Regions from separate parts of the Homo sapiens genome. Here region 2 is linked to region 1. A link is a loop called in an ENCODE intact Hi-C map of the cell type or tissue named here. Cell type or tissue: heart right ventricle. All regions are shown on one strand. Region 1 has its middle 61 kb from the start of SLFN11. Region 2 overlaps SLFN11 (schlafen family member 11).

Region 1 (5,000 bases):
GTAGAAGCAGCTAGTGCCTGCCTCTCTCTCAGAGAGGAACACAAAGTAGTGAGTAAATACTAACTCTACAAGTGAATAGGCTGAGATCATGCTAGGATTTTCTTCAAGGAAGTGATGGGACCCACAGAGAACAGAGAGAGAGGCAGAGCTGGAGCAGGGAGAAGCTCCCTAAGGCAGAGAAAGAGTCCCTGGGGAATCTACACTTAGGTCTTTGCAATTCAGGGTATGGGAGAGTCCCTTGACCAACCCCCACCCCACTGTGTAGGCCTCCAGACCTACAGAGGGTCTATGCAGAGGCACACTCAAGCCCACGTGGAACCCCTGGGCCTTTGATCCCCATGCAGCCCTGCCAACAAGTGGGACCAGCCTCTTCTGCACAACCCTAGGTTGTGGTGCAGCTGTGGTGCTGAGGAGAGGCCAAACTGCACACTGCACAACATCTCCATCCCCACTGCTCCTCACCAGACAGGGTCCCAGGCCTGGGCTCCTAGCACAGCTGCCCTGACCCCGCCTGAACACTGTGGCTCGTAATGGCTTGTAATGGGGATCAAGTTCCCCAGAGGTAACTGACAAGCCCTCCACAGTCGCCACTGCCGCTGCCTCCGCTTTTGCTGCCCTCAGGCCAAGGAGGGAACAAGAAGACTGGACACATTTGTGTGTACCTCCAGCATGGATGTCACAGCCAAGATACGGAGGAACAATGGACAGACTGCACACACCGGGCAACTCTCTGCATACACTATGAGGCTCACCACCTTCTGGCACCCAGTGCACCCGCCCCATTCCTGCCCGAACACCGCGGTGGAGACTTGGTGTTCCTCTGCGTGCAGGACTCATTGAGGTAGCTGACAGGCCCTTTTCGATCTCTGTTGCCTTTGCCTCCCCCTCCACCCCTGTTGCCCCCGGGTCTGGGAGGGAACAAGGAGGCTGGACACCTTCCTGTGCCTTCAGCACTGATGTCTCAGCTGAGATAAGAAGGAGGAGACTGTGTAACCGAGGACTCCCCGCGTCTGCTGTCCCCTGCCAAATCGGGCTCGCTGGCTTCCGGCCCACAACGGCCTTCCTGCCCCTTCCTGAAATTATGGCCATGGCTCGGTTCCTTTGAGAGCCCAATTCCCTGAGGCCAGCAACAAGCTTTTTGGCTCCATCCCTACCACCCCCAGGCCAGCGTGGGAAGAGGAGGCTTTGCACCTTTGTGTGCCCGCAGCAGTGAAATCCAGCATTGCTTGCGTGGGAGGGAAGTGCAAGAGTGCCCCGTCCCCACTGCCCCAGCTGAGGGGTCCTGCCCTCCCCGGTGAAAGACCCACAGCACAGCCACCCTGCCCCATGTAAACATTTTCAGCTGCAGCCCAGAGCCCTTCTGAAAACCCAACCCCCCAAGCTTTTGATCTTCCTTGGGATTCCACCGCCCAAGTGCTCTGCCTGCCCTCACCTGAGAGTTCAGCGGTGACCGACCCGGGAGACTAGCCCACTCCTCGTCATCACAGCCCGTACCTGAAGTCTGGGCTAGCCTGACCCTGGTCCAGCCCATTCCGGACTCATATACACTGTCCCAGCAGGCCGTCTGGGGTCCTGGAAACGGGGAACTACCTATCCCATTCCAACTCTGCTGCCACCCGATAACTTCCACCGGGGCCGAGGTCAGGTGGACCCAATCAGCGGACACCACCATAACCAACCATGTAAGGGTTTGGGGTGGAGCTCTCCCCGCCCCACCCTTCACATGAAGCAGCAGTGCTACCACATCAGAAAACAGAGGAGCCACAAAGCTATCTCTATTGGGCTGAGTTACAAAGTTTTGCCCCCAAACCACTCCCACGGAGACTCACAAAACAGTTTCCTGTGGCTCTCAACCACGTAGGGGTCCAGAGATTGGCTATGTGTGTCTGAACTAGGAGTCACCAACCCCGCCCAGAACAGGGGTGTGATAGGCAAACAGATCATGTTCCTGCCTATGTAGGATGGGGAGCCAGTACAGCCCCCTAACCTCCTCACCCCAAAGACACCTCAGCGCATTTCACCGGGAGCCACCCACCCACTGTCATCAGGGCTGGTGCCTGCACTCACTACTGGGGCCTTCTTAGGCAAGCTAGGGGCTCCAGCTACCCTCCAAGAACAGGAAAGCTTAGGGTAGGGGGCTCTCCACTGCCCAGCCCACCTCCTGAGACAATAGAGAGAACTTCACAGTAAACAAAGATCAGTTACATACTCCTCTGCTTGTGCCGCAGCTGACAATTACCCTTAAGCGCCATCTACTGGCCTGTAGATCAAATATCACAGCCCAGTGTAAAACCTGCCAACAGAAGTGCATAGGGTTACAGAAGCAAAGCCAGAAGGCCCTACTCAACATACTCTGTAGCTATACCCTGCTAGAGATGGGGTGGGGGAGAAAGGCAAAGAAAAAAAATTCTTTCCACATTAAATTAATTACAAAAATTAGAAGTGCTAGCCTCTCCAGATAAGAAGGAAACAGTGTAAGAATTCCAGCACCATGAAAAATCTGAATGTTGTGACACCACCAAAAGATTACACTAGCTCTCCACCAATGGACCCTAACAAAAAAGGAAGCTCAGAAATGACAGAGAATTCAAAGCATGGATTGCAAGGCAGCTCAACGAGATCCAAGACAAGGCTGAAAATCGACGCAAGGAAACTACTAAAGCAATCCAGAAAATGAAGGAAGAGATAAGCATCTTTTTAAAACTTATCAGATCTTCAGAAATTGAAAAACTCACTTACAGAATTTCAAAATACTATTGAAATCTCTATCAACAGACTAGATCAAGCACAAGGAAGAATTTCAGAGCATGAAGACCAATATTTCTAACTAACTCAGTCACACAGAAATAAAGAATTGTTTAAAAATGAGTAAAATTTTTTAGAAACATAGGATTATGTTAAGCAACCAAATCTACAAAAGATTGGAATTCCTGAGAGAAGAAGAAAAAGTAAACAGCTGGAAAACTTATTTGAAGGAATAATTCAAAAATGTTTTCCTAATCTTGTTAGAGAGGTAGACATCCAAACACAATAAACCTGGAGAACACCTGCAAGATACTATACAAGACAAATGTCACCAAGGCACATAGTCACCAGAGTATCCAAAGTCAATACTAAAGAAAAAATGTTAAACGACACCTAGAGAAAAATGTCAGATCACTTACAAGGGAACCCCATTAGGCTAACAATGGACTTCTCAGCAGAAACCTTACAAATGAGAAGAGATTGAGTACTTATTTTCAGTATTCTCAAATAAAAGGAAGTCCAACCAGGAATTTGATGTCTTCCCAAACTAAGCTTCATAAACAAAGAAGAAATAAAATATTTTCCAGGCAAGCAATTGTTAAAGGACCTTATTTTTTACCACTAGACTAGCATTACGAGATATCCTAAGAGAGTTTTAAATATGGAAATGAAAGAATGATGCCTGCTACCACAAAAGCACACTTAAGTATTATACATAGTTCACAGACCTTATAAAGCAACTACACAAATCGGGACTACAAAGAAACCAGCTAACAACATCACAACAGGATTAAAAACCTCACATATAAATATTAACGTTGAATGTAAATGGTCTAAATGTTCCACTTAAAAGGCACAGAGTGGAAATTGGACAAAGAGGAGCTAGAGAAAGAGATAGGGGTAAAAAGTTTATTCAAAGGGATAATAACAGAGAACATCCCAAACCCAGAGAAAGAAATCAATATCCAATTACAAGAAGGTTATAGAACACAAAGCAGATTTAACCTAAAGAAGACTACTTCAAGGCACGTAATAATCAAATTTCCAAAGCTCAAGGTTAAAGAAAAGCTCCCAAAAGCAGCAAAAGAAAAGAAAAAAATAATATGCAATGGAATCCCAATAAGTGTGGCAGCAGACATTTCAACCTTACAGGCCAGGAGAGAGCTGGCATGACATATTTAAAGTGCTGAAGGAAAAAAACACCCACCCTAGAATAGTATATCAGGTGAAAAATCCTTCAAACATGAAGGAGAAATAAGACTTTCCGAGACATACAGAAACAGGGATTTCATAAACGCCAGACCAGTCCTACAAGAGATGTGAAAGGCAGTACTTCAATCAGAAATAAAGACATTAATGAATGAGAAAAAATAATCTGAAGGTACAAATCTCATTGGCAATAGAAAGTACACAGAAAAACACAGAATAGTATAGCACTGTAACTGTGCCGTGTAAACTACTCTTATCTTAAATAGAAAGATTAAATGATAAACAAATATAGTAAAAACCAACTTTTCAAGACATAGTCAGTACAATAAGATGAATAAAAACAACAAAAAGTTAATTTTTTTTGAGACAGGGTCTTGCTCTTTCACCCAGGCTGGAGTGCACCGGTGTGATCTTGGCTCACTGAAACCTCTGTTTCTCAGGCTCAAGTGATCCTCCCACCTCAGCCTCCTGACTAGCTGGGACTACAGGCATGCACCACCATACCTGAGTGGTTTTTCTATTTTAAATAGAGATGAGGTTTTGCCATGTTGCCCAGGCTGGTCTCAAACTCCTGGGCTCAAGCAATCTGCCCATCTAGGCCTCTGAAAGTTCTGGAATTATAAACATGAGCCACTGCACCTGGCCAAAAGTTTTGTCTTGTAATCTATTTTGTCTGACACAAGTATAGCTACTCCTGCTCTTTTTTGGTTTCCATTAGCATAGAATATCTTTTTCCATCCCTTTATTTTCGGCCTATGTGTATCTGTATGGGTGAAACATGTTTCTTATAGGCAACAGATCATTGAGTCTTGCTTTTTATTTATTTATTTATTTATTATATATTTATTTATTTTATTATACTTTAAGTTCTGGGATACATGTGCAGAATGTGGAGTTTTGTTACATAGGTATACATGTGCCATGGTGGTTTGCTGCACCCATCAACCCATCACCTACATTAGGTACTTCTACTAATGCTATCCCTCCCCTATGCCCCCACCCCCTGACAGGCCCTGGTGTGTGATGTTCCCCTCCCTGTGTCCATG
Region 2 (5,000 bases), 52 kb before region 1:
TTTTTTTTTTGAGACAGATTCTTACTTTGACCCCCAGGCTGGAGTGCAGTGGCACGATCTTGGTTCACCACAATCTCGTCTCGAAGGCTCAGGTGATTCTCTCACCTCAGCCGCCTGAGTAGCTGGGACCACAGGTGAGTACCACCACACCTGCCTAATTTTTGTATTTTTTGAGGAGGTGAGATTTCACCATGATGCCCAGACTCGTCTCAAACTCCTAGGCTCAAGTGATCTGCCTGCCTCAGCCTCCCAAAGTGCTGGGATTACAGGCATGAGCCACCAAACCCGGCCCAGCCTTCACTTTTATCTAACAAATTTCTTCTAAATGTCTTCACACCTCAGTCATCTCATTCCTTCTGTCACCTGCAATAACATCCACCTTATCTGTTCAGAGTTACTAGCACCCACTGAGACTTGTAATTCCAAGCCTTTAGTATAGGATGGATTTTTGTAGGAAAGGAAAATAAGGCTGTGATAGTCTGCTTCTACATATTGTATATATCCTTGATGACTTCAAAATAGTTTATGAATTTACTGATTGTTTTAAATTTTATTTTATTTTAATAATTTTCCAATAATGATGCAAGGTATTTGTTGACTGTATTTAAAATTTTTATTTAAAAAAAATAATTTTCAAATAATGATGCAAAGTATTTGTTGATTGTACTGATTTTTTACAATTTTGTTTTAAATAATAATTTTCAAATAGTGATATCGGTTATTTGTTGATTATATTGATCTTTTTGAACAATTCTTAATCTTGATTATTCATAATCTTTATTTCAAAGTTCACGCTCCTTCTTTATTATTTCCCTTATTGAGACCTATAATCCATTCACCTTTTTACTTCGTTCCTATCAATGCGATCCCTGCCACCCTCATTCCCTGACCTATTTGTCTTAGAATGCATAGTCCAGATTTCAGTTACTTCTGTGATAAAATCCTACCCTTTCCCCCGACTACCTTTTTAATTTGAAGGAGGATGGCTTTTAAAAAATGTTGTAATAATTCAGAATTCCAGAAGTGCAAAGACAAGAAAACAACAAAAATTTATGTCCCACCCACCTCTGAGATGTATTTGGTACAGGTGCTTTTTCTTCTGAACTTACAGCATTGTATGTACAGTTAAAGGCTTAATTCTCCAATCTCATTATTTTCCATCCTTATTGTAACCTCTGTAAAAAATAAGTGCATCTTTATTCACTATGCTTTTCTCCTTTTACTAAACATAAACGTATTTATTACAGTTTTTAAAATATTTTAATCTAAATGCTATTCTATTGTATATTATTTTTTGCAAACCTGCTTTTTAAATTTATCATCATGCTTTGAGAGTTTATTTATACTTGAAGATATGATTTACTTATTTTGTCTGCTGTATTAATCTTCCATTGTAAGTTGTTTGTTTCCCATGTCAAATATCTTTCTTGTTCTTTATAATGTCTGTTTCAAACTGTCTCCATTCTATTATTAAAATGTTTTTGTCAGCTGGGCATTGTGGCTCATGCCTATAATCCCTAGCACTTTGGGAGGCCAAGGCAGGAGGATTGCTTGAGCCCAGGAGTTTGAGACCAGCCTGGGCAACATGGGGAGACCCCCATCTCTACAAAAAAAAAAATTTTTAAAGAATTAGCTGGGTATAGTGGCTGTGCGCCTGTAGTCCCAGCTACTCAGGAGGCTGAGGTGGGAGGATCACTTGAGCCCCAGAGTTTGAGGCTGCAGTGAGCTGTGACTGCACTCCAGCCTGGATGACAGAGTGAGACCCCATCTCACACGCAAAAAATATTTTTGTCCTGTTTTTATACCAAGTGCCTCTGTCTCAGGGGGTGACTTTATTTCCTACCTCAAAGAGAAAAGTGAAGCTATCAGAAGGGGACTCTTTCAGCTTCCTCCCACCAAAGCGATAAGCCTACCTTTGCCCATGCCTATTATCTCCATTTCTCCTCCTCCTGACCTTCTTCTGCATCCTGGATCACATTCCTTCCTTACCTCTCTTTTCAGGGCTTTCACTGTCTCAATCATCCCAACTTCCTTCTACCTCTTTAAATTTTCACTTCCCTACTGGCTTCTTCCCATCTAAATATGTTCAGTTCAGGCCTTTCCCATCTTAATAAGATTCTTTAACTTCCTCTTTTCCTCCAGCTACATTTCTTTTTACCTCTCCCCTTTATAGCTTCATATAGTGAACAAGTTGTGCGTATTTGATGATACTATTTCCTTACCTCCCATTTATTCGTTGACTCATTGTGAAATGGACAATTAATATAGATTCCTTTACTAAACACCTGTGAACCAAAATATAGTGTTAAATACTTATTGAGAATTATTCTCAATTAATCCTCATAATAACAGGCATATTAAGGTGGATGCACCATGTTTTATAGGTAAGAAAACAGAGTTAGAAAGATTAAATATCTAGGTTAATGTTATAATACTTTTAATGACAAGTGGAATTCAAGCCATCTCCATGAACTCTGGTCTGTAAGACCTTAGCCTCTGGTTTATTGCCTCCTGGTGCCCACTGCCCAGGTGTCTGAACAGCATTTTTCAAAGTCACCAATAACCTTAATTTTACTAAACCTAATAACACTTTTGAGTCATCACCTAGCTGTACCTGTCAGCAGTATTAGACACCTTGGCTCTGTCACACCCCACCTTTGCAGCCTCAGTTTTTCATTATGCCATAGATCTGAGACCTCTGTGCAGGTGACTTTGTTCTGGGCTTCCTTAATACCATATGCCCTTGGTTTTTCTCCTACCTCTGGTTTTTCACAGTCAGTCCTTTCTGAAGTCTCCTTTTCAATGTTGTTTTCTTTTACTCATCCCCTAAAGTTGGTGTTCACTGGAACATCAACAACCTAAACTGAGATAGTCTCATGCCATTGTACACATGCCCTTCATGCGCTCCACTGCTTCCATTCTTCAATGCTGATAACTTCACCTGGCCAATTCCAATGCATCCTTCAGGTCTTTAAATGTCACCTTTGCCTTGGAAGTCTTTTTGAACCATCATCTTCAGATTAGTTTAGATACCCCTTTAGTATATTTTTCCTCTCATAGCCCATATCATATATGATGTTAAATGCTAATTTCATTAGCACCCTTCCTTGCCAGCCATTCTTCTCCTAAAGAGAAGGGATTGCTCCTGTCTTGCTTGCTAGTCTATTGTCTTCTCTCAGCACATATTAGACACAAAATAAATACCCTTTTAATAAATGAATTGCATGCATGTAACACTTCATTTCTTCTAATAGTTTCAGCTGTGAGTTCAACATGGAGGCAAATCAGTGCCCCCTGGTTGTGGAACCATCTTACCCAGACCTGGTCATCAATGTAGGAGAAGTGACTCTTGGAGAAGAAAACAGAAAAAAGCTGCAGAAAATTCAGAGAGACCAAGAGAAGGAGAGAGTTATGCGGGCTGCATGTGCTTTATTAAACTCAGGAGGAGGAGTGATTCGAATGGCCAAGAAGGTTGAGCATCCCGTGGAGATGGGACTGGATTTAGAACAGTCTTTGAGAGAGCTTATTCAGTCTTCAGATCTGCAGGCTTTCTTTGAGACCAAGCAACAAGGAAGGTGTTTTTACATTTTTGTTAAATCTTGGAGCAGTGGCCCTTTCCCTGAAGATCGCTCTGTCAAGCCCCGCCTTTGCAGCCTCAGTTCTTCATTATACCGTAGATCTGAGACCTCTGTGCGTTCCATGGACTCAAGAGAGGCATTCTGTTTCCTGAAGACCAAAAGGAAGCCAAAAATCTTGGAAGAAGGACCTTTTCACAAAATTCACAAGGGTGTATACCAAGAGCTCCCTAACTCGGATCCTGCTGACCCAAACTCGGATCCTGCTGACCTAATTTTCCAAAAAGACTATCTTGAATATGGTGAAATCCTGCCTTTTCCTGAGTCTCAGTTAGTAGAGTTTAAACAGTTCTCTACAAAACACTTCCAAGAATATGTAAAAAGGACAATTCCAGAATACGTCCCTGCATTTGCAAACACTGGAGGAGGCTATCTTTTTATTGGAGTGGATGATAAGAGTAGGGAAGTCCTGGGATGTGCAAAAGAAAATGTTGACCCTGACTCTTTGAGAAGGAAAATAGAACAAGCCATATACAAACTACCTTGTGTTCATTTTTGCCAACCCCAACGCCCGATAACCTTCACACTCAAAATTGTGAATGTGTTAAAAAGGGGAGAGCTCTATGGCTATGCTTGCATGATCAGAGTAAATCCCTTCTGCTGTGCAGTGTTCTCAGAAGCTCCCAATTCATGGATAGTGGAGGACAAGTACGTCTGCAGCCTGACAACCGAGAAATGGGTAGGCATGATGACAGACACAGATCCAGGTAAGAGGGAGAAAGCTCCTCCCTCCCTGTCCTTTCTACATCCTTGGGACCTCCCATATTAAATTTTCCTTTGCTGCCTATGACTTTGAACATCTTACATCCACTGAACACTTTATTTTGAATCCCCAAGTATTCTACTTTTCATACATGAGAAAATTTTGTTGGGTGATTAGAAACCTAACTCACATGTCTATAAATGGCCAATTTTCTACATTAGTAACTGAACAGAAAATTATTTGAGAATGGCCACCCTTGCAATGGTGTACTGGAATGGCTCTTACTGGCTTTAGAATCAATTATTAAATTTTCAGGAATTTTTGAGCTAGTTGTTAAACATAGTTATTACTAAAAATTAGATTGTATATACTTGCACCTAAATAAATCGTATCAGAAACAAATGTAATAAATTCAAACTCACCACTTCCTAATTATTTGCTACATTTCACTATTATCTTTGCTTGAGAGATTATTTACATCTATTGTATCTGTGTGGTGGGAATACTATAAAATGGAGTGCTACTGTGCATGGCTTTCCAACTCTGTATTTAGTGATAATCCATTAGGAGCTTGAAATTGTCCATGGCAGGAAGATTTATAAAACAGAAACTGGCAGTTGGCTATGAACGAGGGATCTCTTCTCAACTAGATCTGTTTATTA

The links. Hi-C counts contacts between places; a loop is a spot of excess contacts. Peaks named below come from ENCODE experiments on the same cell type or tissue, not always from the same donor. Only the 100,000 strongest peaks of a DNase experiment are listed, where the experiment ranks them.
Region 2: a loop joins it to region 1, with 2.2 times the contacts of the local background. A loop is called at or near these places in 30 of 110 quality-filtered maps.

The regions. Positions count from the first base shown.
Region 1 is chr17:35,310,139-35,315,138 of GRCh38, reverse strand. No RefSeq gene overlaps it. Among named protein-coding and RNA genes, the nearest start is that of SLFN11, 61 kb to the left of the region's middle. RefSeq lists enhancers at 1-451, 1,113-1,772, 2,951-3,452. In heart right ventricle, CTCF peaks have their summits at 2,056 and 2,257 (motif pointing left); DNase peaks (open chromatin) are centred at 948, 1,458, 1,628 and 2,128; H3K4me3 peaks cover 2,321 bases; H3K27ac peaks cover 2,740 bases.
Region 2 is chr17:35,362,081-35,367,080 of GRCh38, reverse strand. It overlaps SLFN11 (schlafen family member 11), which reads left to right. Exons shown (of 7, transcript NM_001376007.1): 3 at 18-134; 4 at 3,255-4,342. The coding sequence starts at 3,274. Among named protein-coding and RNA genes, the nearest start is that of SLFN11, 9.0 kb to the left of the region's middle. In heart right ventricle, no CTCF peak of the experiment used is centred here; no DNase peak of the experiment used is centred here; H3K27me3 peaks cover 366 bases.